Regions from separate parts of the Homo sapiens genome. Here region 2 is linked to region 1. A link is a loop called in an ENCODE intact Hi-C map of the cell type or tissue named here. Cell type or tissue: prostate gland. All regions are shown on one strand. Each heading gives the region's core, and the rest is flanking DNA. Links, peaks and the distances in the headings are about the cores only. Region 1 overlaps LRP5 (LDL receptor related protein 5). Region 2 holds the start of MIR3164 (microRNA 3164).

The links. Peaks named below come from ENCODE experiments on the same cell type or tissue, not always from the same donor. Only the 100,000 strongest peaks of a DNase experiment are listed, where the experiment ranks them.
Region 2: a loop joins it to region 1, with 7 times the contacts of the local background. A loop is called at or near these places in 2 of 110 quality-filtered maps.

The regions. Positions count from the first base shown.
Region 1 is chr11:68,378,776-68,381,685 of GRCh38, forward strand. The region is part of intron 5 of LRP5 (LDL receptor related protein 5); the gene reads left to right. Among named protein-coding and RNA genes, the nearest start is that of LRP5, 68 kb to the left of the region's middle. RefSeq lists enhancers at 1,643-1,732, 1,763-1,812, 2,113-2,162. In prostate gland, for the core only: no CTCF peak of the experiment used is centred there; a DNase peak (open chromatin) is centred at 1,756; H3K27ac peaks cover 2,495 bases.
Region 2 is chr11:69,080,785-69,083,694 of GRCh38, forward strand. TPCN2 (two pore segment channel 2) reads left to right here. Exons shown (of 25, transcript NM_139075.4): 18 at 616-715. It overlaps MIR3164 (microRNA 3164), which reads left to right and starts at 2,392; the gene lies at 2,392-2,474. RefSeq lists an enhancer at 1-180. In prostate gland, for the core only: no CTCF peak of the experiment used is centred there; no DNase peak of the experiment used is centred there.

The DNA of each region.
Region 1 (2,910 bases), core at 216-2,715:
ACCTGTAATCCCAACACTTTGGGAGGCTGGAGTTGGGGTTGGGGGGTGGATCACTGAAGATCAGGAGTTTGAGACCAGCCTGGCCAACATGGCGAAACTCCATCTCTACTAAAAATAAAAGATTAGCCAGGCGTGGTGGTGGGTGCCTCTAATCCCAGCTACTCCGGAGGCTGAGGCAGGAGAATCGCTTGAACCCAGGAGACAGAGGTTGCAGTGAGCCAGGATCACGCCACTGCACTCCAGCCTGGCAACAGAGCGAGACTCTGTCTCAAAAAAAAAAATAAAAATAAAATAAATAAATACATAAATTGACTTTTAGGAGATTGGTTCAAACAATGTGTGTAATGTTGTGTCTGAGTGTTTTTCATTTATCGTTCATGCAAATTCCGACATCATTCACTCTTCTCCAGAGTGTGCTGTTTTCCTGCCTGTGTCATCACCCGTCACCTTGAATGCCCTCGTTTAGGTAAAATAAGTACATTTTATTCAAAAATATTTGAGGACATTTGGGTTGTCTCCAGGTTCTTGGTCTTGAGTTTTGCTGTTCTTGTGGAGCCATGGTGGTGTCTGGTTGCAGGAACCTCCATGCGTTCCAGCTGCTGCTTCTGCCTGTGTTCTTAGAGAGGAAATGCTGGGGTCCGCGGTTCCCGGGCTGCTGACCAGGAAGCCTGCGGTGCTTTACGGCCCTTCCAGAAGCGGGAGATGCCCCCACTTAAGTGTCAGACAGGCCTTTCCACCTCACTGGCAGCTCTGAGCGGCTCCCTTCTATTTGCAGATGACTGAGAAGTTACCAATTTCCACGTTTACTGACTGCTGTTTCTCCTGTTAATTTGTATTTATAGTCTTCGCTAATTTATTGCTAGGGTTTTGGTGTTGTCCCTATTGACTTGTATGCCTTTTAATTTTTTAAACAACATTAATAGACTTCATTTTTTTAGAGCAGTTTTAAGTTTACAGGAAAATTAAGGGACAAGTACAGAGAGTTCCTTCCACCTGCTGTCCTCCTCTCCTCCTCCCCACCTTCCCTCCTTCCCCTATTGTAACTTTCTTTCTGATATTATAAAAGTCACTCATGGCTGGGCGTGGTGGCTCACGCCTGTAATCCCAGCACGTTGGGAGGCAGAGGCAGGCAGATCACCTGAGGTCAGGAGTTCCAGACCAGCCTGGCCAACATGGTGAAACCCCGTCTCTACTAAAAACACAAAAAGTTAGCCAGGCGTGGTGGCGGGCACCTGTAATCCCAGCTACTCAGGAGGCTGAGGCAGGAGAATGGCGTGAACCTGGGAGGCAGAGGTTACAGTGAGTCGAGATCGCGCCACTGCACTCCAGCCTGGGCAATAAGAGTGAAGCTTCGTCTCAAAAACAAAGTCACACACGCTTCTTGTACGAGGGTCATTTGGCCGAGGGGCCAGATGGCTCACCATCTAGTTGGGACAGGCCATGAGCTCGGAATGCTTTTTACATATTTACATGGTTGAGAAGAAAATCAGGAGAATAATGTTTTGGGACATGGGAAAATGACATGGAATTTGCATTTTAGTGTCCATAAATGAAGTTTTGTTTGCTCCCAGCTGTGTTGACTGAGGCAGGCTGGCTTCCTACAGCTGCGGCAGAGCTGAGGAGGCGGGAAGGAGACCGTGCAGGCCGCAGCACCGAAAATATTTGCTCTCTGGCCCTTCCCAGAGTGCTTGCCGACCTCTGTCCGACAGCTAGAAGGAAGGATAGGACCCGTCCGACGATAACCACTGTTGACATTTGAGCGCGTTTCCTTCCCGGCTTTTGTGTGAGAGTGGCAGTCTGTTTGCTTTTGTGGTCGGGATCTGCTGCACGCACGGCGGGCTGTTTGCATGAGGCTTCCTGGAGGATAGGGCTGGGCTCGGAGCTGCACGCAGTGGGGCGTGTCCTGCATGCAGTGGGGCCTCAGAAGAGAGCTGTGGTGGGCGGGGCAGTGCCAATGCTGGTGGGTGCCAGGCCTCCACGCTCAGATCAGCCCCGGCGACAGGTTTGGGCCACCCTCTCTCTGGCCTCTGTGCAGTGGCCCAGGCCGTCTGCTCTGCCTGGCACACTTGCCTCTGTCCTTCCACTGAAGCGCTCCTCTTACCCTCTGCTCCCGGCTGGGTACGTTGAATTGTGTCCCTCAAGGAGATATGCTAAAGGTCTAACCCCAGGAACCTGTGTATGTGATCTAATTTGGAAACAGGGTCTTGGCAGATGTAATCAAGCGAGGATGAGGTCACCCTAGAGTAGGGGGCCTATATCCACGGTGCTGGTGTCCTCATGAGAGCAGGTGAGCAGACACTGACACTCAGGGGTGAAGGCTGCATGGAGTCAGAACAGGGCTTAGTGCGATGGCGGCCACAAGCCAAGGAACTCCAAGTATTTCCTGCAACACCAGAAGCTGGAAGATGCCAGGAAGGATCCTGCCCTGGAGCCTTCGGAGGGAGTCTGTCCCTGCAGACGTCTTGACTTTTGATTGCAGGGATGCATGTCTTAGGGTGTGTGGGGGGGTGCATTTCTGATGTTAGAAGCCACCTGGTTGGTGGCGATGTGTCACGGGAGCCCTCTGCAGGTTCTGCGTGTCCATGTGGTCGGGGACAGAGGTGGGCAGGGACGGACGGTGTCGAGCTGGACATGTCCATGACGTCGGCCATCCCTTGGGATGGCTTTTTTGTTTTGAGGATAAGGCTGCCTGCCAGGAAGCTGTGCCCTGCCTGGCCCTTGCCCCAAGCCCCTGGCCTGTGCTTGGCCTCGCGGAAGGGATGTCGCCCTTCTCTCCTGCATGCGTGCAGGGAGGAAGGGGAGAGGTCAGCAGCCCGCCTGGAGGAGGCTCGGGCGAGGGGAAGGTTTCACTTTCAGGCAATGTTGTGGGGCTGTTTAAACAACCCCAAAGAAAACCATTTGGCCAAACTG
Region 2 (2,910 bases), core at 374-2,873, 700 kb after region 1:
TCTTTCATGTGCACTGAGCATGCCCGCTGCACTTTGTTCTGAGTCATTACCTTGGGGGGCTGACACTGTGGGTGAGAATGGGTTTGAGTTTCAACAGAAATGAAAGCATGGAAAGACCATGAGGGATGCCAAGCGGGGCTTGGGTCAGGGATGGGGTCAGGGTCAGGGTCATGGGACAGGAGGTGGGCGATGGGGGCAGGAACCAGGGGATGGGGCTGGCGCAGGAGACCGGGGCAGGAGACATGGGCTCACGCAGTTCTGCTGGGGCCTGAGCTGGAGCAAGTCTCAGTGTCTGGAACCTCCATGCCCTCCCGTGTGGACAGAGGGTCTGTGTAGAAGGAGGGCTGCAGCCTTCCCGCAAGGGCTGGCTGGGAAGGTGTTGGGGGGATGGGGGTCGCTCCGGGGCTGCAGGTGGAAGCGGAGCAGTGAGTAGCCCAGGCCCCGCCCTCTCGCCACCCTGCAGAGGCTTTTCTGCTCGGTGTTGGCTGTGGGGTGCACTCCCGTCATGCCCTGTTGCCCTCCCTGCGCCTCCGTCCAGGAACCCGCGCGTTTCCTTGTCTCCTCCCTGTGGGGCTCCTGGGCTCCTCCCAACCCGCCTCCCGTGTCTCTCCCCAGGAGGCCGGAGATGGTGGGCCTGCTGTCGCTGTGGGACATGACCCGCATGCTGAACATGCTCATCGTGTTCCGCTTCCTGCGTATCATCCCCAGCATGAAGGTGTGTGCCGGCCCCACCCCCACTCGCCCCACCCTCCTGGGTCATGCTGCTGCGTTGCTCCAGGGTGGGTGAGCCTGGGGCAGGAAGGGCCCGAGGACTGTGCCCGTCACCCTGGGCTCCCTGGCTGCACCCTCAGCTCTCTGCCGTGCTCTTGTGATGCTGGGGAAGGGTCATTAGAAGCAGGAGAGCCCAGCCCTGCATTTCTGGGTTGGGAGAGGAAGGCGGGCAAGGGTGTGGCGGGTGCAATGCTTTGGCCAGTGGCAGGAGCTCCTTGGGGCTGGAGCCCTGGACACCAGTGCTCCCCCAGGTCTCTGAGGTTCCCAGAAAGGCCTTTGCCATGGCTCCCAGGGTGCTATTAATGAGGGGCAGTGGTATCCCTGGCCAGGGAGCTTGTTTCCAGGATCCTCTAATGCGGGCGCAGGTGGCTCATGACCATCTCTGAGGGCTGGTTTCTCTTAATGCACCGGTTAGGAGCAATGGGCACCTTAAAGGGGCAGGCAGGCAGAGGTCGGGGGTCTGGGCCTTGCTGCTCCTGGCATCATGTCCTAAGACCCATGTTCTGAGTGTCCAGGTCCCTCCTCTGTCCCCGTTCATCCTTCCTCTGAGCTGTGCACCTGTCCCACCTGACAGTATGTCCCACTTGAAGGCAGCTCAGGGGTCCTGAGCCTTCCTACGGGGCTGCTGTGCTGGGACCTTCATACGCACACACACGCGCACACGTGTTCACACATAATTACAGCCATACAAGCACAATCATACATATATACAATACAGCCAAGCACACGTGATCTCACACACAACCACACATGTGACCATGCACATGCATATACACACACAATCACAGGCACACATGATCATACACAGTCACACATATACAATCATGTTTGGATACAATACACATCATCATGCACATACACACGTACATTAATACGCACGCCCGCATCACCGTATGCACAGATAATCACATGCAAATATCCATGTGAACTCATGTCCGTGTAAGACGCATGATCGTGTGTGCACACATCGCATGCAGATATCCATGTGAACTCGTGCCCGGGTAAGACGCATGATCGTGTGTGCACACATCGCATGCAGATATCCATGTGAACTCGTGCCCGGGTAAGACGCATGATCGTGTGTGCACACATCGCGTGCAGATATCCATGTGAACTCGTGCCCGTGTAAGACGCATGATCGTGTGTGCACACATCGCGTGCAGATATCCATGTGAACTCGTGCCCGTGTAAGACGCATGATCGTGTGTGCACACATCGCGTGCAGATATCCATGTGAACTCGTGCCCGTGTAAGACGCATGATCGTGTGTGCACACATCACGTGCAGATATCCATGTGAACTCGTGCCCGGATAAGACGCATGATCGTGTGTGCACACATCGCGTGCAGATATCCACGTGAACTCGTGCCCGTGTAAGATGCATGATCGTGTGTGCACACATCGCATGCAGATATCCTTGTGAACTCGTGCCCGTGTAAGACGCATGATCGTGTGTGCACACATCGCATGCAGATATCCTTGTGAACTCGTGCCCGTGTAAGACACATGATCGTGTGTGCACACATCGCATGCAGATATCCATGTGAACTTGTGCCCGTGTAAGATGCATGATCGTGTGTGCACACATCCACAGTAAGGCCTCAGTGCTATCCACAGGTTCTTGGAAACTGTGACTTTAAGGGAAATGGCGCACAGCAGACCCTGCAATCATGCCGTTTTGCTTGAAGTCGCAGTTTCCCAGGACCTCTCACGTGAGTATATACATGCTCACGATGACACGCAACGTGTGCACACGTACATGCTGACTGGTCTCCACTGTGGCGTTCAGCTGTGTTGTCTAGTTTGGATTCCTCAGGTGGGTTGATGGGGCTGATGTGAAGGCCTTTCTCCCGGCTAGGCTGTGATGAGGAGGAGCGGCTCTTTGGAGCCGGGGCCTCCCTGCTGGTTCTCAGAGGCCCCTTCTCAGACTCAGTTCCTGCAGGTGCTCCTGCCACCTCTAGCTCTGCATTTCTTTGGCGTCTCCAGGCCACAGAGTAGCTGACCCACCTGCAGTGGGTTGGGAGGCAGAGAAGGGCCTCCCACAGGAATTTGAAGTCCGTGCTTGAATGAGGCTGGGGTGGAGGTGTTGGGATGCGGGAGTGGGTGAGTGAGTGCGTGCGGGTGGCGATGCAAGCGTGT